5 separate regions of the Homo sapiens genome follow, and all the other regions are linked to region 1. Evidence: chromatin loops called from intact Hi-C (ENCODE). Cell type or tissue: HCT116. All regions are shown on one strand. Region 1 overlaps LOC105371777 (a long non-coding RNA gene). Region 2 has its middle 8.5 kb from the start of KRTAP17-1. Region 3 overlaps KRT19 (keratin 19). Region 4 has its middle 7.6 kb from the start of KRT36. Region 5 has its middle 26 kb from the start of EIF1.

The links. A loop is a pair of places that touch in the nucleus more often than their neighbours do. Peaks named below come from ENCODE experiments on the same cell type or tissue, not always from the same donor. Only the 100,000 strongest peaks of a DNase experiment are listed, where the experiment ranks them.
Region 2: it touches region 1 in a loop (10-fold over the local background); 16 of 110 quality-filtered maps call a loop at or near these places.
Region 3: it touches region 1 in a loop (10-fold over the local background); 3 of 110 quality-filtered maps call a loop at or near these places.
Region 4: it touches region 1 in a loop (15-fold over the local background); 5 of 110 quality-filtered maps call a loop at or near these places.
Region 5: it touches region 1 in a loop (8-fold over the local background); 44 of 110 quality-filtered maps call a loop at or near these places.

What each region holds. Positions count from the first base shown.
Region 1 is chr17:40,855,251-40,860,250 of GRCh38, forward strand. All of the region lies in intron 1 of LOC105371777 (a long non-coding RNA gene), which reads left to right. Among named protein-coding and RNA genes, the nearest start is that of KRT12, 9.5 kb to the right of the region's middle. RefSeq lists an enhancer at 1,747-2,041. In HCT116, a CTCF peak has its summit at 1,952 (motif pointing right); a DNase peak (open chromatin) is centred at 1,891; H3K27ac peaks cover 717 bases.
Region 2 is chr17:41,321,732-41,326,731 of GRCh38, forward strand. It overlaps the pseudogene TBC1D3P7. Among named protein-coding and RNA genes, the nearest start is that of KRTAP17-1, 8.5 kb to the left of the region's middle. In HCT116, CTCF peaks have their summits at 776 and 2,575 (motif pointing right); DNase peaks (open chromatin) are centred at 780 and 2,580; H3K27ac peaks cover 2,309 bases.
Region 3 is chr17:41,519,849-41,524,848 of GRCh38, forward strand. KRT19 (keratin 19) reads right to left here. Exons shown (of 6, transcript NM_002276.5): 3 at 4,995-5,000; 4 at 4,531-4,692; 5 at 4,295-4,420; 6 at 3,769-4,149. The coding sequence ends at 3,895. Among named protein-coding and RNA genes, the nearest start is that of KRT15, 3.5 kb to the left of the region's middle. RefSeq lists enhancers at 1-381, 1,495-2,694. In HCT116, no CTCF peak of the experiment used is centred here; DNase peaks (open chromatin) are centred at 2,093, 2,823, 2,953, 4,133 and 1 weaker place; H3K4me3 peaks cover 4,329 bases; H3K27ac peaks cover 5,000 bases.
Region 4 is chr17:41,495,003-41,500,002 of GRCh38, forward strand. No RefSeq gene overlaps it. Among named protein-coding and RNA genes, the nearest start is that of KRT36, 7.6 kb to the left of the region's middle. In HCT116, a CTCF peak has its summit at 1,897 (motif pointing left); a DNase peak (open chromatin) is centred at 1,959; H3K4me3 peaks cover 548 bases; H3K27ac peaks cover 2,103 bases.
Region 5 is chr17:41,660,283-41,665,282 of GRCh38, forward strand. No RefSeq gene overlaps it. Among named protein-coding and RNA genes, the nearest start is that of EIF1, 26 kb to the right of the region's middle. RefSeq lists enhancers at 3-502, 4,911-5,000. In HCT116, a CTCF peak has its summit at 2,570 (motif pointing left); a DNase peak (open chromatin) is centred at 2,579.

The DNA.
Region 1 (5,000 bases):
GCACCTTTCATCAGGCATCTGACATTTGACTAAAATGGCAGTAGTCTGAGGTGGGAGGATCACTTGAGCCCAGGAATTTGAGGCTGCAGTGAGCTATGAGCACACCATTGCACTACAGCCTGGGTGACAGAGAGCGACCCCATCTCTGAAGAAAGCACATCTTATAGTTTCAAAGTGCTTTATGGCTTGTTAAGCTCCTTCACAGAAGTTGGCTTATTTGATGCTCACAACTTGTGATAGAGGGAAGATAAATATTATTCCCCCCTCCCCATATGTTGGGTGAGAAAAGTGCACTTTTTTTTTTTACAAAAGTGGAATAATTTAGGATTGTGCATGAAGGGAAGAAAAAGAATAAATATGTCTGGGGGAAATATGTAAACCAGTTCATTTCTTTAGTTGTAGAGAGACTTTTTTTCTTTGCATAATAATAGCAGGTAATATTTAGTGCTTACTATATGCCAAGTGTGAATTGACCCATAGAATTCTCATAATAGGGCGTGAAGCAGGTATCCTTTTTTGCCTTGATTTTAGGGAACAGAGAACTATGGAACAGAGAGGTAAGTAAAACCATTAGAAAGTGCCAGAGCTGGGACCCAAACTCAGGCCTTTGAACTGTGCTTTTAACCTCTATGCTCAGTGGTGTACTGGTGTAAAACAGTTTTCTGGGAAATACATTTTAAAAGCCCAAGTTCCATTTGTGTAAATACTCCCATCATGGCCAATTTCAAGCTGCCCATGGTTTAATAGCCAGCTTGGAAAATTCCTGAATATTTACTGATCAGTGATTAAGAGCCAGCTTGCCCTAGGACACCTTTGACGATCCTACATGGCCTCTCTGCGCCTGTGGACAGTATCATCTGAAGAAAGAATATTCAATTATTATTTTAAAATTGACTATTGAGTTAATATTTACTTACAATGAAATATATTCGTTTTAAATGTGCAGTTTGAAGAGCCTTGCTAAATGGACCCATCACCACAGTCAAGATACGGAACACTTCCATCGGTCCCAAAGGTTCTCAGGTGCCCCTTCCAGGTTAACCAGTTAATTCTCACTCCTCCCACACCTTTCAGCTCAGGTGACCACTGAGCTTATTTCTGTCACTATAGATGAGATTTTATCTTTCTGAAAGTTTCATATAAATGGAATCATACAGTATGTATTCTTTTGTGTCTGGTTTCTTTAGCTCAGCACAATCTTGGATTCAGTTCCAAGATTTAAGAAACATTTACTACCCCATAAAAAAATCATTTACTCAGCTATATGATTAAGAATTTCATTTTCATTTGATATTTGAGTATGTTTTTAAAGCCTGAGTAGTTATTGATTGGCTGGTTTTCTTAACTCTAAATAATTGCTAACTTTCTTTTTCACTTTATGCCTTGTAGAACTGCCTCCTTACTGGTGAACTTTTTGGAAACTAATTATTAGTTAAATAAGACAATTTTAATTTGCTAAGTTGATCGTTGTAAAAGGTTTGCTTTTTTTCTTCTTTCTTGTTTTAAAAGATAAACCTTCTAGTATCAATACATCTCAAGTGGCTTGAACACACAGGCTTAGCTTATTTTTATTTTATTTTATTTTATTTTTTGAGACGGAATCTTGCTCTGTTGCCCAGGCTGGAGTGCAGTGGTGTGATCTTGGCTCACTGCAACCTCCGCCTCCTGGGTTCAAGCTATTCTCCTGCCTCAGCCTCCCTAGTAGCTGGGACTACAGGCGCACGCCACCACTCCTGGCTAATTTTTGTATTTTTAGTAGAGATAGGGTTTCGCCATGTTAGCCAGGCTGGTCTCGAACTCCTGACCTCAAGTGACCCACCTGCCTTGGCCTCCCAAAGTGCTGGGATTACAGGCATGAGCCACCGCGCCCAGCCAGGTTAGTTTATTTTAAAGTTCATTTCTTGAGACTCCAGAAGATGGCACTCTTACAAAGCCTAAAGAAATAAAGCTTTGGCTTTGTTTTTCTACGTGGTTGTTTTTCTAGGTGGTTCCTTCCTGCTGTGACCCATTTGCAAAGCCATTTGTTTGGGAGAATAACATTTATTTTTTTTTCTGATTATCAGAGTCATATATGCTGTTTGTTAAACATTTTAATAAAGGTATTCTTCAAACCCCTTGCTAATCCCCAAGAGATAACTACTATAACAGTTCAGTATATATACAGTATTTTCCAGACCTTCCACTAGCTTTTACACACAACATATGCATATCAAAGTAAAAATTTAAATTTGTAAAATTTTAGATTTTAGGATAATCATAAACAATGTACTTGTCTTTTGCTATAGGATTCTTTATTCAGTTTTTTTTTCTTAGGAGTTCTTTTCTTTAAAGACAGACCTTCCACTTCTGCAATTCATTACTTGCCGAGTCCAAAGGGACCTCTCACATCTGTGTTGAATTAGGGCTTGTGGCCTAGTGAATGAGGGATAGACTCTCATGATAAGGATGCTGCTATGGTCTGAAAGTTTTTGTCCCCCCATATTTGTATGTTGAGACCTAATCACCAATGACCCAGTATTAGGAGGTGGGGTTTTCGAGAGTGGATTAGGTCATGAGGGTGGAGCCCTGGCGAAGGGGATTATTGTCCTTATAAATGAGGCCCTGGGGCATTGCTTTGTCCCTTCTGCCATGTGAGGATATATCGAGAAGCTGTGTATGATCCAGAAAGCGGGTCCTTATCAGACAGTGAAGCTGCCTCCAGAACTGTGAGAAATAAGTTTCTCTCATTTTTAAGCCACGCGGTCCGAGGTATTTTGTTCTAGCCGCCCGAAGGGACTGATAGATGCTGTGCTAGTTGCATTTCTTGTCAGTGAGAACAGGGCAAAGTGAAGTTACATAATAAGAAATGTAATGCTTCCTTTGCCAAGTGAAGACTTATAGGATATTTTGGCCAAGATAGTATCAGAAAAGGACTATTATTTGGGTCTTGCTGGCTGTGCCATGAAATCCTAGCCATTGGAACTTCAATGGGAAATTTTGTGAAATCACGAATTTTTTTCAGATAGTTTTTTCCCCCACGATATAACCCTGCCGGTAGCTGACTTCCCCAAGAGCATATAGTCCAGGAGACCAAGGAAGAACTGAAAGGCCTTTGTGATCTATCTTTGGAGGTCATATACTGTCACTTCTTCAATAAATCTGCTCCTCGTTCATTGTGAGAAGGAACTACACAAGGGAATGAAGACCAGGAGGCAGGGATCACTGGCACCAACCTGGAGGCTGCCACAAGTCACCAATATGTGGGTGCTATTTAAAACCATGGGATTGGCTGGGTGCGGTGGCTCACACCTGTAATCCCAGCACTTTGGGAGGCCGAGGCGGGCAGATCATGAGGTCAAGAGATGGAGACCATCCTGGCCAACATGGCAAAACCCTGTCTCTACCAAAATTACAAAAATTAGCTGGGCGTGGTGGTGTATGCCTATAGCCCCAGCTACTCAGGAGGCTGAGGCAGAAGAATCGCTTGAACCTGGGAGGTGGAGGTTGCAGTGAGCCAAGATTACACCATTGTACTCCAGCCTGGGCAACAGAGCGAGACTCCCTCTCAAACAAACAAACAAAACCCATGGGATAAGATCAGGGAGGAGAGGCTGGGGAGGGATCAGATGAGGTTACCTGGGGAGGGAGTATAGAGAAAAGACAAGAGGATTGAGCCAACATTCAGTCACAGAAGTCTGAGAAAAAGCTGCCTACAGAGTGATGGCTCTGGGAGCTTTGTGGTAAAAAATTTCCAAGAGAAGGGAATGCTGAGAAACTATGGTACTAGCTAATAAATGACCCTTGCATTTATACTTGTGCAAAATCCTTTCCCCTTTGAGTCTCACACCATTCTTATGTAGTTGTAAGGAAAACAGATGTTATTTAAAGCAGTAACTATTTGCAGACACTTTTGAGCACCAGGGAAGTAGAATCCTTTATTTATTACTTGGGGGCTGTGGACCTTGTTCAGAGGCCTTGATAAAATCCTTTTGAGTCTGAAAGGTAAAGGTTACCCTAGGATGTGTGCTGGAAGGTGAAGGCTAGACAAAGAGAGCTGAGCGTATAATAAAGTGAGATGAGTGGAGGATCTGAAACCATTAAAAATATTTTTTTCTTTTCTTTTTTTTGAGACAGGGTCTTACTCTGTTGCCCAGGCTGGAGTGCAGTGGCACGATAACAGCTCACTGCATTCTTGACCTTCCCAGGCTCAGGTAATCCTTCCACCTCAGCCTCCCAAGTAGCTGGGACTACAGGTGTGCACCCCCACACCCGACTAATTTTTTTTTATTTTTTAAATTTTTTTTGTAGAGACAGAGTTTTACCATGTTGTCCAGGCTGGTCTTGAATTCCTGGGCCCAAGCAATCTGCCCATATTGGCCTCCCAAAGTGCTGGGATTACAGACGTGAGCCACTGCATCTGGCCATATAAATGATATTAAAAGGAAAAGCTGCATACTGAAGCAAATCAGCTTAAGTTGGCTGACTAGCCATTGGCCTTTGGACTCAGCTCTGGAATTCCTCTTGTCTAACACAACTCCTCCCTCTCCCTTCTGCTTCTTTGACACTCCTTATTCACCATGTCTCCTTGTTTCTTCATCCCACTTTGGTTTCATACAGTAAATAATAATAAGACACAAATATTGAGTACTTTCTAGGTGCCAATAGTTTCCAGGTTCCTAGTGCTTTAGGTACACGACCTCATTTCATCTTCACAAAACCCGTGCCATGAAGCAGGTGCAGTCATTGCTATCATTTCCACTTTAAGAAACTGAGGAACACAGAGGTTAAATTACTTGTTATTAAGTAGCAGAGCCGGAAATTGAACCCAGTGTGATGTTAGAGGCCAGGCTCTTAATCATTGAATTTTGCCCATTTTCCTTTTAGGGTTTTGAATTTGGCAACCCATGTTGAACCACCATCTACTCAGGCTGAGACTTTGGCTGCCTTTTTCCCTAATGCAGAACATGATTTTTGTTACTGACTTGTGGGTCTGACCTGCCCCAGTGGGGACCCCACCCTGG
Region 2 (5,000 bases), 470 kb after region 1:
CTCATTATAGTATTTATTTGTACTTAGTAATTATCATTGCATATTTTTATAGGCCACTGTTATTTCCTTTTTAGAAATTATCTGCTCATTCTAATTAGCTACCCATCTTTCCCACCTTACTTATATGAACTTATTTTATTATGCCAGGTATATTAACTTTTCGTTGTGTCACTCACACATGTTGCAAAATTTGTCCCAGGGTGTATCACTTTCTTTTAGTTGTGTCTATATTTTTACGCACAGAAATTTCTTTCTATGTAGGGAAATCTTTTTTTCCTAGTGTTTTGTTTCAAAAGTTCTCCTCCATCCCCAAATCAGACAACTATTTGCTTTATTTTCATCTATTTTATGGTTGTATTTTTTATACTTAATGCTGCTATCCATCAGGAATTTACTTTGGTGTGTGGCAGATACTGCTTTACAAAAAAAAAAAAAAATCCTAGTTTTCCTAATTGGGGAACTTGACTGCCTATTAAATGAAGTTTGCTGACAAGATCCTGCCTCTACAAAAAATTAAAAAATAAAAAATTTGCTGGGTGTGGTGGTGCATGCCTGTAGTCCCAGCTACTCAGAAGGCTGAGGCAGGAGGATGGCTTGAGCCTAAGAGCTCAAGGCTGCAGTGACTGAGCTCAAGGAGCCATGATCAAGCCACTACACTCCAGCCTGGGCAATGGAGCGAGACCCTGTCTCTAATAAATAAAAAAAATAGTTTCTGTACAAGAAAGAACAGAATGTAGAGATCAAAAACGCAATCATGTCGTCTGTTCTGGCAGCCTCTAGTGTTCATCTCATGATATTACACAAGCAGCTTCTAGTGTTTCCTTTAGAAGCACTCACAAGACAGGCTCTGACACTAGATTCACCAGAAGCAACTCAACAAAAATTTGGTTTGATGAGAGAAGCTTATTATATTTACATGGAACTAATTTAAACCATGCATCCAATTAACGATCTCTTAGCAAAGGAGACACATTATCAGTCCCTCCCTCATGCCAGGCCCTGCTGTGAGCACTTTATACGTGTTTTCTTGGTTAATGCTCAAGATAGCTCAACACAAGTATTAATATCCTTATTTTGTGCATGAAGAAACTGGAGCTCATGGTGATCAATTACTTTACCCAGACAATGCAGAGCTTGGATTTGAACCCAGATCTGTCTGTTTCTGAAGCCCATCTTCCCTCCTCTATGTCTGGCTTTCTGAGAGAACCACAGAAAATTGCAAAGGCCCTGAGGCAGGAGCGTGATTGGCATGCTTGAGGCCCAGAGGGGAAGTCTGCATCTGGTCTGGTCTGGTGTGAGCAGGGGAGAGCGGCAGACAGCTCAGGGGAAGAAGAAGGCCCAGGTTCAATGACCTGAGGCCGTTGCAAGGCTCTAGCTGTCACTCAGAGGAGATGGAGAGCCAGCAGAGGGTCCTGGGTAGAGGAAGGCTCAGCTGTGGCTCAGGCGTTAACCATTCACTGCCCTCTGTCCTCTGCCTTCAACCCTCAACTTTTTGCCTCTCCACTCCACCATGCTGGGTGGGGAGGGCTGAAGTTAGGGAGCACCCACAGAGGCTCTGATGCTGGCCCTGGGACCCAGGAGTGAGAGTGATGAGGAACTGGCTGCACACATGAGTAGGGCAGCCGGATCTGGCCAGAGAAGCAACACATGCACCCTTTATCTTGGACCCCTCACCCTGGCTCCCTCTGAGTTGCAGGGATGCCCAGCTGGGCTGCCAGCGGACATGGGGCCTCACTATGCTGACATCTACAAAGGCACTGATCGCCTTGGGATTCTGCAGTGAGTCCTCATCCCTTAAAGCACCAATCTCAGCTCAGGGATGGGTTTTGCCCTTAGAAAGGCCTTTCTGAGGCAAGATGTGTCTACCTGGCTCCAGCCAACCTCCTTTTCAGGGCCAGAACTCCTCCCTGGCACCCCTGCAGGTCCAGCCCATGGTCGTTGTTAGGCCAGAGGTGCGTGGCCCATCTAGGGAGCGTGGTTCATCTAGGGAGCGGGTGGGAATGGAGAGAGGGCTAGGTCAGGCCCCTGGGCTCTCAGCAGTTCTGTCTCCAAGTTAGCACAAGAGGAGGGGGGCAGCCTGAGGGTCTGGCCCTGTCCACTTTCTGAGATCCAAGGGTTGTGGCCACAGGGTGAGGGGATGCTTGGCCCAGCCTGGGGGCAGTTGTCCGGCAGATCTCTGAGGGCCCACCTGCCTGTCTTCTTCCCCATTCCCCATGGGGAAGGGCATGGGGAGAATGAGGGCTGTGGCCCTGGGGGAATGGGGGAGAAGATGGGTAGGGCCATGTTCTGGGCGTCTCACGGTGAGACCAGGGAAGCAGCAGAGCTTGTGGCTAAAGGCCCTGGATCTGGTGCTGGGAAGGAATCTGGGGCCAGGTAGGAGCCCAGCCTGGAGCTGATCCCTCGGGGGTCATAGGATAGAGAAACAGAGGATCCCAGGGAAGGTGGGGTGGGAGTGAGCTTATGGGCTGTGCCACTTCTGAAATGCACCCCAAAGGAGCCGATGGTCTGGTGAGGATGACAGAAGGGGTGGAGCCAAAAACACCAACTCACCTGGGACTCGTCAGCAGAGTCCCAGCAGAGGGAGCCGGTCAGTCCCCAAGGCTCTGCGTGGCTTTCCAGAGACTCTGCTTCCAGTTGGCTTGGACAGCACGGTGTGCAGAAAGTGATGGGGGAGACTGACTTAAGGCAGGCGGGACAGTGGGAGAGGACAGTCAGGCGCCCCAATCCCAGCTGCTGCAGTGTCTGGGAGGAGGCTGAGGGCTGACAGCCAAGGGCTCCAAGAGCCAGGTGAGGCTGGAGGTGGGGCAGGGAAGCCATCCTGGCCATCTGTGGGGTCCTCGGTCACCCATGTCACCCTTGGCATCTCCCCAGCAGCCATCGGCAGCCCAATGAGAGAGCAGACAAGGCAGGCATGTGAACAGATCTGGGGAGTATCACTCGGGGGTTCTGACAGGACAAGGATCAAAGAAGGGCCAGGGTGGCTGGGGAAACATTCACCATCTCTGGGTTGACAGGATGGCAGAAATTGGGGAACAAGCAGGGTGGGTGGCTGGAGTGCAGGGAGAGGCAGGTGGATGCCGGGAGGTCAGACCCTGTGAGGGCTTGGGAATGTCGGGTGGGATGGGCCCTGGATGCACCCTGGGTACACCAGGCAAGTCTCAGGCCAGGATCCCTAAACCTCAGCAGGGTGATGTGGTCACTCCCTGAGGGACTCCTGTCAGGGCCCGGCTACCCACCCTGGGTGGCACCTGTCCCGTCTCGGGCTGATTTTTCTCAGCCACCCTGGCCAGGTGACCTCCACTTTTAGTGAAGGCACCTTCCTGTGTCGCCAACTTATCTGGAGCCTTTAGAATGTCTCTGCTGAGGGCCCCACAGAAGCCCAGGACTGAACGGATACCCCCAGGGCTACACAGGTACCCCCAGGCCCCAAATGAGACGCCTTTTATCTCCATCAACAGAGGACATCTTATCCCCCCGTGGCTGCCCTCTGTGGCCTGGAGCCACACCCTCTGGCTCTGATTCTGTGCAACTGACTGTCCCCTCCGTGAGAGTCCTCCTGCCCTCCTGCTGGCCAGGCTCCAGCTGCCCTTGGTGCCCACAGATGGGTCGATGAAGCCCAGATGGCAGCATCTCCCCTTCCCATGTACCCTGGCCCGACCCCACTTCCAGGAGACGACCACGAAACCCAGCACCCACCCAGTTCTTCCCGCCCTCTGTCATGGCCTCAAAGTCAGCCTTGCCTTCCTAGCACCCGGGCCCAGGAGGCCTCCAGGAGCACCTCCGGCCAGGCTCCAGAGGATGTTCCCATCCCTCTTCCCCAGGGCCAAGGCCGCATGGTGGGGTCACCAGGTGGGAGGGTGGGAGGCCCGGTGTTCATGGGCCTTTGCAGCTGCCCAGCAATTCCAGCCGACAGTTCCACATCTTGGGAACAGGCTCTGATTTCATGATGGGCTGGAGGCTTCTCAGGATTCCACAGCCCAAATGGCACAGGGGTCCAGGGGCTCCAAGACCACCAGGAGCATGTGGTACCCACGTCACACCCCAAGACCATGAGGCACTTGGTGAGTTTATGGTCCCCTCGACTCTTCCCTAGAGGCCCAGCATCCCATGGGGCCAGAGGAGTCGGGGGTGCTGGAGCCCCTCGTGGGGCTGGTGAGAGGCTGAGTCCCAGCCAGGGCCTGACCTGGGACGTGGGGTTCTCCATGTACTGGGAGTTGGGTTTCCTTTCCTGCCCTGGAGGAGACAGAGGCACAGGGACAGGGGCCCAGCTCCTGCAGAGCAGGGCTGAGGGCAGTGTGTCCACTGGGAATGCAGGAAGGGGGAAGGTGTTGTGGGGAGCCCTGGACACCACCCAGTACTCTGCACTTGGGGAAGGGTCTTCAGAGGGCCCTAGAAGAAGGAGGTTTTTAGGGCAGGCTAGGGGGCCCTGAGCACCTCTGTTCCTCCTGTCGGGACACGGAAGGGCTATGTGCTCAAGGTTCCTCATTAGCTTGGCTTCTACAGAGGGTGATCAATGGGATAAGGAGGCACAGGGAGACCGTGGCTCAGGGACCCTCCTTGCCCTGCAGTGCTCTACTTCCCCAGCCCAGGGGTCTGGCTCACCCCCAGCCCACAGGAGGCTCAGGCAGGTCCCTGTAGGACACACAAGCAAGGCCCTCTGCCCAAGAGGGGTCATCCCCCAGCAGAGGCCAGGGCTCAGGCCCAGCCTCATGGATAGACTGACCCAGGACCTAACTTGGGAGGGCTCAGGGAAGCCAGACCCAGCCTCCTGGAGGGGTCAGATGACCCTCATGGGGAGGGTCACTGACTCTGGGGGACTGAAGCCCCAGTGGGCCCAGATCCAGCCACCAGCCTCCAGCCTGGACGAGCCAGGGCCTCCCACACCTGTGTCCCCACAGATCTCTCTCGGGCTCACCCTAAGCCTGTGGAGGGTGTATTTGGTAGAAAGGAACAGGTGTTGATGCCAATGGCACGCACTGCCTTCAAGGTTCAGAGGAGTA
Region 3 (5,000 bases), 660 kb after region 1:
CAGAAGGCTCTATGTGCCTGAATGCTGTGGAAGGGAAGAGAAGGGAGACTGGCAGGCAGGCTGGAAGACACCGGAGATCTTGAAGACCAAGGCATTGCTTCACACAGACGGGGAGTTGAACACTCAGGAGAGCCCTTTTCTCTGCCACCAGCTCAGGGACACCTTTCCAGGGACACCTGATACCTGTGGGCAGTGCCACTTGGAGGTGTGGCTCAGCCCTCTGGACCTGGCCCCAGGGCTTACAGAAACTCAGGAGGAGGATTCCTAGCCCAGGTTGCAGCATGGTGAAGTGGACAGGGCTCTGGAGTCCCTCAGGCCCGGGTTTGAATCCTGGCTTTATCAATTATCATGGTAAGACTGTGAGGCCTGGGTTCAAATCCTGACCCTACCAATTACCATGGTAAGACTGTGGACATTTACCTTTTTAAGTCTCTGTTTCCCTGTGGCAAGGGGCGCTCTCAACTCTCACTTCCAGGGAAGCCCTGTGGCCCAAGAGCCCCCATCCTGCCCCCTCCTGGATCCCCACCCAGGTGCCAGACATGCAGGGGCCAGGGTGCATGACCGGCACCTGCGCCTGAGTGCCCTCACCAGGAGGGGCTTTGTCGTTGGGCATCAGAACATGCCCTGTGAGCCTGAGCATGTTCTTAGGCTCAACGGCATCGACCTTCCATAGCCAGCTCCTATGGGGCAACGCAGGTTGTTCTTAGGTTCTTATTTTGCTATAATAGCATAATCCTTTACTTCTACCCTGCACTTTGTGATTTACAAAGCACTTTTGCATCCATCACCTCCTCTCATCCTCACAACAGAGGGTGACCCCCACCCAAGATTCAGAAAGAATGAAATTGAAACTTGGAGAGGTGAAGCAACTTGTGCCAGGTGGCACCACTGGTAAGGGGCAAAGCCAGGACTCAAACAGGTCCTCACACCCTCAACCAAACAGGGCACAGGGAAAGAGTCCTTCCTGCAGACCCCAAATTCCTGCATCTGAGCTGGGCTGGCAAGGGGAACTGCCAGCCAGCAAGGCTGGGGGTGGGTTCCTTCTCATCCATCTTCGCAGTGAGCCTGGCCTCCAATGCTGGGCACAGACAGTGTGGTATTGTCTCATGGGTGGGAGGGTATTGTCTTTTCCTCCGAAAGAAAAATAATCAAACTCAGATCATCCAGAGCTCATTAAAAGCCTCTGCAGACATTGTGGCCCCAGCAATTAACTCAAGAACAATTACTCGCCTTTCACCCCAGGGTGAGGAAGGGCTGGACCCCAGCCAGATCCCCTTCTGCACCTGACTCTCCTCCAGCAGCCCCTCGAGGTGGCTTTCTCTATACTCTCAGGCCCAGGCCAGGGGCGGCAGCTGCCCCCCTCACTGCCCCACGCACAAATCCCTGGTTTCAGTCCAAACCGCTACTGTGAGCTCCAGATCTGGGTGGGGCCCGGAGCCTCCTCATTAGCACCAGGTGGGATGGCCTTGCGAAGATAAAGCTCTGTCTGGCCCCAGCCCAGGCTGTAGCCCCGGGCCCTGCCCCAGGCAGCCTGCCCAGGATGCTGTGCCAGTTTCTGACCTTTGCCCACTGCAGCCAGATGGGGCCATCTGTGGAGCTGGCCTTTTCTCCTTAGAATGAGGCAGTGCAGCCCAGTGGAAAGAGACTCAGCCTCTCTGAGCCTGGTTCCTGATTTAAACTTAGGCCATTAACACAGACTCCCCTCAGGGCCATAGTGAGCATTTGAGGGCACAAGGAGAATGAAGTCTCCAACAACCTTAGAACCCTCCCACACCTCTCCTGTTCCCCAGGGAAATGCCAGGGAGAGGGGGTGTGTCCTGGAGCCCAGAGACTTACCTTTAAACCCCTCTTTTCCCATTTACCAGCTGTGCGGCTTTGGGTAATGCCGCCTCCTCTCTCTGAGCCTTAGTCTACCAATCAGGAAAATGGAAATAACTCCAGCTCAGCCTGACTCTCAGTTGGAGCAAGATGACTCACAGGAAATGCTCAACAGACTGAAGTGGCCACGATGACCAGCAGGATGTAAAGGCACTCCCCTCAACTTCCCCACTCCCCTCTCCCTCCTATCCCAGGTCTCCAGGCTGAGACAGAAAAGTGTCCCCAGTCCAGCCCCACCCTGCACTGTGCACACACAAAGGCAGGCTTCATTCCTGACACTCAGGCCTGAGACCTGACAGTCACCTGCCCCACCTGTGTGGGCCCAGACCCCGCCCCGCAGCCACATTCCAGGGGCCCCTGAGGCAGAGGGAAGGTTTCAGCTGTGACAAGGGAGGCTTTCATGGGCAGGGACAAGCGCCTCTGGGCAGTCCCAGCTGGGGGTGCAGCCAGGCCTCTCCCTCCAGCTCCAAGGCTTCCTGAGAAGTTAAGTTGGGGGTGGTGGTTTGTGGGTGCTGGAGGCCAGAACAGGACAGCTAGGGAGGGGGCAGAAGGGGGTCCCAGTCCAGGCTACAGCAGCGGGGCTCTGGGGTTACATGTTCATAACCAACCTTGAAACAGCTCCTCCTTCGGGATTGCCATGGCCGTGATGGGGTCTCCAGCCTCCTTAGCAGGGTGCTGAGTACATTTGGCAGCATGCGGGCGTGGAACTAGTGTCCCTCACTTGCCCCCATCACTCATAGGGTTGGGCCTGCAGCCCTCACCTCTCCACCAGGAAGAAGTGGGACTTCTTTTGGGGCCTCTTCCTTACCTTGAATTGGCCTCAGTTCTTGGCAGCTGAGATGTAAACCACAGGAGCAGGGCCATACCTACCCAAGGGCAGAGTTGTACCAGGAAGCTGGGACTTCGTTCTTTTGCTGGCCCAGGGCAGGCCCCAGGCAAGCCAGGGTTGGGGTCTCTGTGGGAGGTCTGGGTCACTGCTGGGTCCCATTCTGGGCTCTGGGCCCAGGTATGGGCTGGTGGGCGTTAAAGGGCTTATGCAGGGCTGCCCCAAAAATGGGTGAATGTGTTAGTGCATGCACACACACAACACACACTGACAGGTACAGCCTCCCCAGCCTTGCTCCAAGCGGGATGCCTGGCCCCAAACCCCCAGTTTCAGTGAGGTGGAGAAATGTGTCGGGAGGAACTGCCCCTAGGGATCCCCGGCCTGAGCCTTCATAGGGCACAAGACTGGAATGTCAGCAAGACCGGCACAAGTGGCGTCAACTCCAGGAGACCACCTGGCAGGGGCTGGCACCATGGGCTAAGAATCAGGCAACTTAGGTTCTAGTCCTGGCTCTACCATGTAGTTGCTGTGTGGCCTTGGACAAGTTACTGAACCTCTCTGAGCCTATTTCCTGATCTATAACATGCAGCTCATACTACCTTTTAGGGCTGTTTTTAATTCAATGGCACATAGTAGGTGTTCAATAAACATTAATTTCACACAGATACCTCAACGCCCTGGGGAGTAGAGTAGAAAGAAAACTAAATCTAGAAGCAAAAACAATTTCAAATCCCACCTTTGCCATGCATTAGAGCAGTTACATATAGAAAAAAACACTTCACCTCTCTGAGCCTTAGTTTACTTTTGTAAAATGGAAGCAATGCTTATTTCATGAGGTTATTTTAAGGAACGGGTTAAATAAATGAAGACTTCTGTAAACAGGAATTACCATTACAGGCAAAGTATGTGAGTACCCTCCCCTCCCTTTCCTGGGACAGAGTGAACTTTGGTTCAAATAAAACCTAAACAGGGCCAAGGCAGGACCCATCTCTCCATGGGCTCAAATAACAAACCGAACGACCTATTCTCTCCATGGGCTGAAATAATAAACCAAACGTCCTTCCTCCCTTGGACCATAAATTTTTATTGGCAGGTCAGGAGAAGAGCCGGGGGTAAGGGTCCCTTCCTTCCCATCCCTCTACCCAGAAGACACCCTCCAAAGGACAGCAGAAGCCCCAGAGCCTGCTGCCTCAGAGGACCTTGGAGGCAGACAAATTGTTGTAGTGATCTTCCTGTCCCTCGAGCAGGCTGCGGTAGGTGGCAATCTCCTGCTCCAGCCGCGACTTGATGTCCATGAGCCGCTGGTACTCCTGATTCTGCCGCTCACTATCAGCTCGCACATCGCCCAGCTGGGCTTCAATACCGCTGATCAGCGCCTGGATATGCGCCAGCTGGGCTCCAAAGCGCGCCTCCGTTTCTGCCAGTGTGTCTTCCAAGGCAGCTTTCTGAGGATAGGGAGAGGGGGTTGTGACTCAGCAGAGCCTGGTTCCCGGAGAGGGCATGGGCACAGCCACCGGCCAGGCTGCCCTAGGCTGCAAGGGTATAAGTGTGAATTGCACAGGGAAGCGGCGGCGGTGGGGGGACACATACCATGCTCAGCTGTGACTGCAGCTCAATCTCAAGACCCTGAAGGGTGCGCCGCAGGTCAGTAACCTCGGACCTGCTCATCTGGAGCTGCTCCGTGTGGCCAGCGACCTCCCGGTTCAATTCTTCAGTCTGCAGAGAGAGGAAGAAGAGGGAATAAGCATTGAGTCAGACCTTCGCGTAGGGAACACAAAGCCCTCCCCTTCCTAACCCCCAAAGGGTGCCTGCTTCCCTCTACCTACCCGGCTGGTGAACCAGGCTTCAGCATCCTTCCGGTTCTGCTCGGCCATGACCTCATATTGGCTTCGCATGTCACTCAGGATCTTGGCGAGATCGGTGCCCGGAGCGGAATCCACCTCCACACTGACCTGGCCTCCCACTTGGCCCCTCAGCGTACTGATTTCCTGTAAAGATACAGCAGAGATGGGCATGTCAGGGCCCAGACCCCACTGGGCCTGGCCCAGGTCACTTCCCCACCCTTCAGGCTAAAGGGGCTTAGTTTTCAGGTGCAGGCCTAGTAACTAGCACTGGGGGACAGACTGGGTCATCACTGATTCCTCTTGGAACCCTGGGATCCATGATCCCACACCCAGGGCCATGGTGAGGGTGCACCAAGTGTTACCACGGTCAGAGAATACAGAATAAAAGAGTCTTCAGCCCTGGGAGGTTAGGGAAGGATGGAAGAAAGGCCCAGCTTCAAACCCACCTCCTC
Region 4 (5,000 bases), 640 kb after region 1:
CCTGCTGTTCCTGGCCTGTTCCTGAGCCCCCATCAGGCCTTGACCTTCATCGGGCCTTCAAAGTCCCACTTGACCAGGCCCGGAGTTACTCTAGAAATCTCATCTCCCCCAAAATACAAAAGTATTTTCTCTCCCCCTGGGGTGTGGTTTTTGCACTTGCCCAGGACTTCAAGGTTCTGCTCCAAGCTGCTTTTGCCGTGGCAGATGCCCAGAGAGCCACCCTAACTCCAGCCTTAAGCCATACCTCTCTGGTCCTCTTGTGGCCAAGCTCGGCCTTCCACATCTCAGGGCCCACCACCTTCTCCCCTGGGGCCAGCGCTCCCTGCACAGCTGCACTGGCTGCCAGCTCCCATCTGGAAGAGTCCACAGTCTCCTGCTCAGACTCACCGAGTCCCTAACTCCCCCACCCCACTTTTATGGTTGGAGCATTTCAGAGCGTCCTTTCTCTCCTTGGTGTGCTTGAAGAAGCTGTGATTGTGGGAGATGCACAGCCAGGCCCACTGGGAGAAAAGAGCTGGTACCTCAGTGTCTAGCGTCCCCTTGATTCAAGTATCACTTAGCTGAACCATAAAGCGAATTTTCCAAACACCCTGTTTGATTGGACTTGTAGTCTGCATTTACAGGGGCCGGCATGCAATTGATTTGACTCTCTTCCTACGAACAACAGCGTGTCTGCAAACCAGACTGCGGGCTCCGGGCTGTAATTAACCATGCCTGACACTGTGGATTTTACTTTCAAACTGGTCTGAGATCCTTGGATGAAAGAAGCCACAGTCATTATGACTGTTCATAAAAAGGGATACCAGCTCTTGGCCAAGTCCCCCAAATACCCACCCCCAACAGGTGCCTGTGCAAGTCTCAGCAGCACCCGCCACCTGCTTATTTTCTTTCAAACTCTGCAGGAGGATGGAGGGTGTAAAGAGTGCCCAGCTCTTTTGAAGCCCCCAGAGGAGCTGCTCAAAGGGACACAACCCACATATTCTGCTCTGCTCCAGCCACCAACAGTCCCAGGGACACCATCCAAAAGAGGCCAGTTCCCTGGGCCGCCCCTCAGATGCCCTGACCCAGGCAGGGAGGAAGGAAGGGCCCCCACAGCTGGATAAGAAAAGCTGGAAGTGGCCAGGCGCAGTGGCTCACATCTGTAATCCCAGCACTCTGAGAGGCGGAGGCAGGTGGATCACCTGAGGTCAGGAGTTAGAGACCAACCTGGCCAACATGGTGAAACCCTGTCTCTACTAAAAATACAAAAATTAGCTGAGTGTGGTTGTGCATGTCTGTAATTCCAGCTACTTGGGAGGCTGAGGCAGAAGAATTGCTTGAACCCAGGAGGCAGAGGTTGCAGTGAGCAGAGATCATGCCCCTGCACTCCAGCCTGGGTGACAGAGCAAGACTCTTTCTCAAAAAAAAAAAGAAAAAAAATCTGGAAGAGTCCATCACACCCATCGCCCTGCACCTCCTGCTGTGACTTTGCTTCCTAATCTTCCCCAGAGCTTCCCTTGGCTGGGACAGTGAGAGTCCCCTGCCAGGAAGGCCCAGACACCCCATCTCATACTCAGGATCTTCTATGGATCCTCAAAGCTATCACCCAACACAGAGGGGGAGCAGGCGCCAAGGGGGTCTCAGGCCTGGAATGTGCCTGCAGCCACACCCTGCCTGTCAAGGGTCTTCTGTGGATCCTCAAAACTATCACCCAACACAGAGGGGAACAGGCGCCAAGGGGGTCTCAGGCCTGGAATGTGCCTGCAGCCACACCCTGCTTGTTAAGGGCCCAGCTGGGGACCGGACGGGGCCCTATGTTGAGACCAGGCCCGGCCAGGACTGGGTCTAGGGCCCAGCCACTCCACCCTGTATCCCAGCAGGTGGCCATTGAGGCACTGATCTGCTTTCTGGGGTGAGCCTGCCCCCTGCAGGGCCTGGGCAGGACAGCCATCGCATTGAGGAGGGCAGCAGCCTGGCTCATTCCCCAGGGTGGAGCCAGGAAGAGAGGGAGGTGCCTATTGCTTGGGGTGAGGAGGAAGTGGCTGAAGCACCAGGAGTCACAGAACAGCGCCACGTCTCTCCACCTCTGTGTGCCACCCGCTGCCCTCCTCCCTCCAGAACCCGACCTGGCTCTGAGGTGCCAAGACACCCCAGGAACATCACAGGCTTGATTCCTTCATCCCCTAGGCTTTGGGGTCTGGGAGAGAGCCTCACTTCTCCCCCAGATTCCTGGAGCCGAATGCTTGACCCTTGGCAAAGGACCAGCCCCAGTCTTGGAAAGCACATTGGAACCACAGGTCCCAGCTCTCCCGCTGGGCAGGTCTTTGACCCCGTCCAGACCTCAGTCTTTCCATGTGTAAAATGGGCACAGCTGTGCCAATTCATGGGATTGCTGTAAAGATGAAATGAAAGAAAGGATGAGAGTAAAGGATGCGCTACTGTGTCCCCCTTTCCGTTATCTCTTTCATTCCGGCATCTCTTGTGCTGACATGGCCTCATTCACAATCATTGGCATGGACATTAGCCAGGTGCCAATGGAAAGGGGCTGTTTCCTCATAGCCACAGCACTGGGAATCAGCGGTGTGAGACTGGCATGGGCGTGGCACCTAGGTCAACCCTGGGAAGGGGAGCATTGACCCAGCAGGCCTGATAAATCTGCCCTCACTTGAATGGCCGCCCCACACCTGATAAAGAGTTGAGTCCCAGAGAGAATGAGGCGGATTCCCCACCCACTGCCTCTCCTACCCTTCTGACCAGAGAGCCGGGATGACCACCTGCTACTCCCAACTCAAGAAGGCTCCTGGGGTAGCTTTGGCAGAAACACCTGCTCTCGGCCTGCCCTCTGAGCTTCCCCGGGATTCCTGATGGGGCCACATAGGTCCTCAGATGGGGCCCAGCTTCTCAGTGTCCTTGCTGGGGTCTGGGTGAAAGGCTCCCAGGCCAGAGTCCCCACTGGGCCTAGAGTGCAGCTCATTTCACTGCTCCTGTGGGCAACTACCCTCACCCCCCACCAAGTTTTGCAAAACTAGCTCAGAGAATGAGGGGGCTGCCCCTAAACAGCCATGCCCGGGGTCTCAGGAAGAGGGGCTGCTCTGGGCCCCATAAGCCCTGGGATCTGGACCCCAGGGTGCCTTGGAGCAGCCAGGGTAGCTCAGCATTGAGACCCCAGGCCCCTCTCTCAGTCTAGGGTAGGGGCTCCTGTGCTCTCTGTACAATACTTACTTACCACTTTCATTTCCCATAGCTTGTATCTATTTATTCCCTCATTTCTCCATTCAACACATTTATTGAGCCCTTATAACGTTCTAGGTATGAGGATGAGACTGACGATGAAACCAGCCCTACCCAGAAGGAACGCATAGCTTAGAAAAGAGAACGAGAAAGATCATGACCAGAGGTATCTTGTTTACTGAGCACTTACTATGCACCAGTGACTGTTCTGAGCACTTGACTTTAATTAACCTATGAGGAAGGAAGACTTAGCAGATGAGGAAGTCAGGCCAGGAAGGTTAAGTAACTTGCCCAGGATTACAAATGCAGATCAGGTCCCTGTGGCTCTGGGCTCCACAAACATTGCACTCCAGTCATTGCTGACAGCACAGGGTCTTGCTGGGATCGGTGGGGAAGACCAGAGAAGACCCAGAGCAAACGATGAAACCTGAGCAGAGTTGTGAAGACTGTTGACTGTTCATTGCTGTGGGTGTCTCCTCCTACCTTCCTGTTAACCCGTGGACTCCTTGAAGACAGAGCCTTCTTTTCATCTGCCTCTCTTTCTCCAGGACCCCACACAGTGCTTGGTACACAGTGGTCACTCAATAGATAGCTGCTGACCAAATAGGTTACCAAAAACGTTAAAAGGTGCCGGGAGCAAGGGCATGTCCTGTTTCTCTTTAATGCCTTAGCTCCTCTGGTGCTGTTCCAGGCACGTGAACTTGAGCCGAGCCCCACCTTGTTCTGTAGGAACAAGTGGGTGGCGGGGTCTGGGGTGGGATTTGGAATGGTGGAGGGTAGACACCTTTCTGCTAGTTTAGCAAGCTGGGCCAGGCATGTCTGAGCAACCACTGTGTGAATAAGACAACTGTGTGCAGCCCATACTCAGGCTTGAGGTGGGGGAAGAGAAGGAAGACAAGGAAGGGGGAGACCACACAGGGGAGCAGCAGAGGGGAGGGGAGGGAATATGAAGATGGTGCCAGAGGAAGGGGGCAGATGGCCAGGGTGCCGGAACTCCATCTACCCTCTGCCTTAAGCCCCTTAACGAAAATCAAATGGCACTGGAGGGGCATTTCCCCAGTTTGTTCATTCACCTCTGCCTTTCATCAGCACTGACAGAGCCCACCTGCACTCTATTGGATGAGAGACCCCCCCCCCCCCGCCCGCTTTGAGGAAGGCACAGCCCTGCCTTTCTCACTGTCACTTCAGTGACACTTCAGCGATACTGTCAGTTCTAGGACAGGTGGGCACACACATGTGAACACCCAAGTGTGCCCCACCCCAGCCAGGTGCTGCAGAGGAGGGGGCATCCATCTCAGTCTGAATTTTGAATAAAAAACTGGTAGTCTCCAATAAAATGATGACAGGAGTGTGGAGAGAGAGGAGAGAAGAAGGTTGGGTCAGACAGAGGTCTGTCACCGAACAAAATCCCCAGGGTGCCCAGCCACCTGCCTGCTTCCTCAAGGGCAGTTTGGGATGGCAGGAATTTGGGGTGAGTGAGGGAGGCTAGTGTAGGAGCCAGAGCTGGGGAGAGGCCAGAAGAAGCTGCACCACCAGGACCTGGAGGCAGGCGAGGTGTCTAGGCTTTCCTCAGTGACCAGCAGGGAGCGATTGGGGTGTCTCTAAGCTGAGAAGAAGACTCAGTTTCCAGTAATCACCCCTGCTGGAGTGTGGAGCATGGAGGCAGGGAGGCCAGTGAGGAGGCTGTGGCCACGTGCCCATAGTTAGGACCAGGAAGGACATTATGGCTAATGCAGTGTCCACGGGAAGCATTGTGAAGGGGGTGAGGGACAGAGGAGGCCAGGATGACT
Region 5 (5,000 bases), 810 kb after region 1:
GAGCTCACAGTGAGCAGGGAAGGGGAGGGGATGCAGACACGGCCACCAATTCCCAGGAAGAGCCTGCCTCAGGACAGAGCTTCCAAGCCTCAGAACAGCAGGTGCTGACTCAGTAGTGTGGGATCTGGCCCAACACTCTGCATTTCCCACCAGCTCCCAGCGGACGCCAAGGCTGCGGGTCCCAGGCCACACCCAGATTAGCCAGGAGTAAAGGAGGTGTGAGAAACATGGCCCTAGGAACACGAAGGGCTGGGGGACAGGCAGGGCAGGAGAGTGGCTAAGAGATGTGCCTGGATTCAGGTCCCAGCTCTGCCTCCTGCCCATCGTGGCCGTGTTGCTTCCCATCCCCCAGCCTCAGAGCCCTCAGCCCTAAGGTACCCCCTGTAACAACTGCCCCCACGTCACCAGGTCCCAGAGGCTTCAGTGAGACCAACTGGCCTAGGGCCCCTGTGGCACCTGACACCCTGCAAGCACTTGGTAATCGGGAGATTATTTTTAAGTCAGGGTCGACTGGGAAGAGGCACAAGGGACGTGTTTGGGGTGAAGGGAATGTTCTCTGTCTTGATTATGGTGGTGGTCTCTTGGAAGATGTCAAGGACAGGGGATTCACCAGGAGGAGGGACTGCAAGAGCAGAGGCCTGCAGGTGTGGACATGCAGCCAGGGAGGACAGATGACAGCTAACCTTCACTGAGTGCTTTCTACAAAGTGGAAGACAGCCAGGGGCCACAGTCGGAAGGACAGAGTCCCACCCCCCACCCCCCACCCCCACTCCAGGGGTGGCAGGAGGGTGGAGCCATGGAGCCTGGCTGTGAGCTCCTGGGTGGGCTGGCAACACCTGCCATGAATTGGGCACCTATTAGCAGTCAGGCACTGGTGTGAGACTTTACCTAGTCAGAGCCCGCCTGTCTGTCTTGTGTGGCCCCAAGAGCTAAGAATGATTTTCACATTTTTAGGTAGTTCTTTTAAAAATCAAAAGAACAGGCTGGGTGCAGTGGCTTGTGCCTGTAATCTCAACACCTTGAGAGGCCAAGGCGGGAGGATCACTTGAAGCCAGGAGTTTGAGACCTGCCTAGGCAAGAAAGCAAGACCCAACAACAAGAAAATGTTTAATTAGCCAGGCATGGTGGTGTGTGTCTGTAGTCCCACCTACTGTGGAGACTGAAGTGGGAGGATCATTTGAGCCCCGGGAATTTGAAGGTGCAGTGAGCTATGATCGTGCCACTGCACTCCAGCCTGGGTAATAGAATAGGATCTTGTCTCTAAAATAAATAAAATAAAGGAAGAAGACAGCCAGGCATGGTGGCTTATGCCTGTAATCCCAGCACTTTGGGAGGCCAAGGTGGGTGGATCACTTGAGGTCAGGAATTCAAGACCAGCCTGACCAAAATGGTGAAACCTCATCTCTACTAAAAATACAAAATTAGCCGGGCGTGGTGGCGCATGTCTGTAATCCCAGCTACTTGGGGGCTGAGGCAGGAGAATCGCTTGAACCCAGGAGGTGAAGGTTGCGGTGAACAGAGATCGTGCCATTGCACTCCAGCCTGGGCAACAAGAGCGAAACTCCGTCTCAAAAAAATAAGTAAATAAAATAAAGAAAGGAAGAAGAACAATACAGTCGATCCTCCATATCCATGGATTCAACTAACCACAGATGGACAATATTCCAAAAATCAAAATTGTTTCTGTACTAAACATGTTCAGACTTTTTTTTGTGGTTATTCCCTAAACAATATAGTATAACAATTATGGCGGCTGGGCACGTGGCTCACACCTGTAATCCCAGCACTTTGGGAGGCCAAGGCAGGCGGATCACTAGGTCAAGAGATCAAGACAATCCTGGCTAACATGGTGAAACACCGTCTCTACTAAAAATACAAAAATTAGCCAGGCATGGTGGTGTGTGCCTGTAGTCCTAGCTACTCCAGAGGCTGAGGCAGGAGAATCACTTGAACCTGGGAGGCGGAGGTTGCAGTGAGCCAAGATCGCACCACTGCACTCCAGCCAGGGCGACAGAGCAAGACTCCGTCTCAAAAAAAAAAAATTATCTATACAGCATTTACATCGTATTAGGTCTTCTGAGTAATCCGGAGATAATTTAAAGTATACAGAGGGTGTGCGTAGGTTATATGCAAATATTACTCCATTTTATAGCAGTGACTTCAGCACCTGCAAATTTTAGTATTAAGTAGAAGGTCCTGGAACCAAAGCCCCATGGAACCCGAGGGACAGCTGCGTTTTGTGACATCTGAACAGCCACCCCCACGCACCCACGGGTTGTCCCACACCACAAGGGCAGCGTTGAGTGGCTGCGATAGAGGCCTTACAGACCTTCAGTTTTTCTATAAATCCCATGAAGTAGGGGTCAAGTCCCCACTGTACAAAGAAGAGTAAAGGGGCCACCCAGCCTTCCTTCCCTGCTGCTGTTAGGACCTCCTCCTCCACCCACTCCTGGTGGGACAGACCCAGCGCCCCTTAGCCCAGCAGGTACTCCTGGCCCACCTCTGCTGCACCCGCTCACCTGGCGGAGCAGCAGCGCCCCCTGCCGGTGGTCCGGGGCTGGCCGGCGCGCCCTAAGGCCGGACTCTTAGCTTCTGCCACCACCTGGTGGCCATTTCTGGAAGCGCAGCTGGGAGCCCAGATCCGGTGAGCAAAAGCTCTCGTGGGTTCCAAGAGAGGCCCTGCTGGTCCAGCCAGGTGTGGCAACGACCAGCGCGCAAAGTATTCCAGGCAGGGCTTGACGCCTCCAAGCTAGTATCCACTGAAAAAGTTTCACTTCGTCCCTGCTTTTTCTTTTTTTTTTTTTTTGAGACAGAGTCTTGCTCTGTTGCCCAGGCTGGAGTGCAGTGGCACGATCTCGGCTCACTGCAACCTCCGCCTCCCGGGTTCAAGCTATTCTCCTGTCTCAGCCTCCAGAGTAGCCAGGATTACAGGCACCCACGACGCTGGGTAATTTTTGTGTTTTTAGTAGAGACGGGGTTTGCTATGTTGACAAGGCTGGTTTCAAACTCCTGACCTCAGATGATCCGCCCGCCTAGGCCTCCCAAAGTGGTGGGATTACAGGCGTGAGCCACCACGCCCAGCCCTTGCTTATTATTCCATCGGTGAGAAAACACCTGACAGAGCTTAAATGTTTACTAACTGTGGCTGTGAATCTCTAACCCCTGGGGAATTGATCAAAGACCATGAACTATGGCCAAAAGATGATGGAGGGGATGTGAAGGTCAGCTGACTTAAGTCCCTTCCCCCGTGCATTTGGCCTTGAGTACTTCATCATTCTTTCTTAACTTCATTCGTTATTCATTCTTTCAGCAAACTCTTCTTGAGCACTACACAATGTGCGGTGCCAGGTGCTGGAGAAACACCTGAGAACATGCAAAGCAGTCCGCCCTCATGGAAGTGACTAACAAATCATTCACAAGGTGTGATGAGGCATATTTGGAGGGGCAGAGAAGCCACTTGAGCATCACATATGGGCAGCGACTTGACCTTGTTGAGTGTCATGGAAGGCTTACAGTGGCCTGAGAATGGGTCGTCTAGCCGACAGGGTGGAAGAACCACATGTGCAAAGTTCCAGAGCTGAGGAGTGTATCCAGAAAGTGGCTGGAAGAAGGACTGACCGGCAGGAATGCAGAGGTTGATGGAGAGAGGAGGTGAGGCAGAGCTGGAGAGAGAAGGGGGCTGAGCCAGACAGAGCCTCCAATGCTGGGTGGATCTGCAAAGTTAAGGCATCTGCTCATGCTCTGGGGCAACAGGGGGCCACTGCCTGTCCTGGGAGGAGACAGAGCACATTCTGCTCCTTAGTAGAGCCCACTGTATGACTGGGCAGCTCTGCTAGCTGGAAAGTTCATTCTGAGATGAAATTGATGCCTCCCCTGCCCACAGGCTCCTGAGGCATACACACAGATGGAGGTGCTTCCCTGCCCCCAGCACAGCCCCTCACCCTATAACAGCCTCACTGGCTGTTCCCTGGCAGAGGCCCTCACACAGGGTAGGCAGGAGGGCACGCTGGATGTGAATCCCAGCTCAAGCCCTTACCGGCTGTGTTGTCTGTCTCTTACTTAACCTCTCTGAACTTCCATTTTCTCCTCTGACTTCAGGGCTGCACATGTAAGAGGGATAGTGTTGGGAAGTGCTTAGTACACATTAGGTACTCAGTGGTGATAACAGAGGTGGTGACAATGACATGGTTTATCCCCAGCTGACCTTTTCCAGAAAAGATCCTATCAGTCAGTGTTCTGCATTTTAAAATGTGCCACCAGGATGGGGCACGGCAGCTTGAGCCTGTAATCCTGGCACTTTGGGAGACTGAGGCTGTAGGATCGCTAGAGCCTAGGAGTTTGAGACCAGCCTGGGCAACATAGGGAGACCGCCCCCACCGCCCACCTTTACAAAAAAATTAAAAATTAGCCGGTCATGGTGGCATGCATCTGTAGGCTCAGCTACTCAGGAGGCTGATGCAGGAGGATCACTTGAGCCCAGGAGGTCAAGGCTGCAGTGAACCATGACTGAGCCACTGCAATCCAGCCAGGGCAACAGAGCAAGATGCTATCTCAAAAAAAAAAAAAAAAGTGCTATTAAGAGCTGAACTCTGTTCTGGGGGGAGTAGCCTTTCCTTCCCTTCTCTGAGCCTCAGTTTCCCTATATATAAAAGAAAGGAATCAGATAAGATGGCCTGAAAGGCTGCCACCAGTTCTAATGCTCTCAGGTCCTGCTCTCTGACCTACCCAGGACACATGGAACCATCATCACCTCCTTGATCCAGGCACTCTACTCCTCATAATGGAACCAAGATGGTCTTCACTTTATTTTTTTTTTCCCATTGTCCCTGTCCTTACTGCCCTCTGTGTTATGCCAACCTCCTCTGAGTTAACTGAGGCTCAGAGGCTCAAGCAGTCTTTGCCACCCTCTCCCCACTGTCCCCCCCACCCCTCACTCTCCCACCAGACTGTCTGCTCCATCCCCGTCCCAACTGCTCCCACCTGGACTCCCTGCTGCCCTT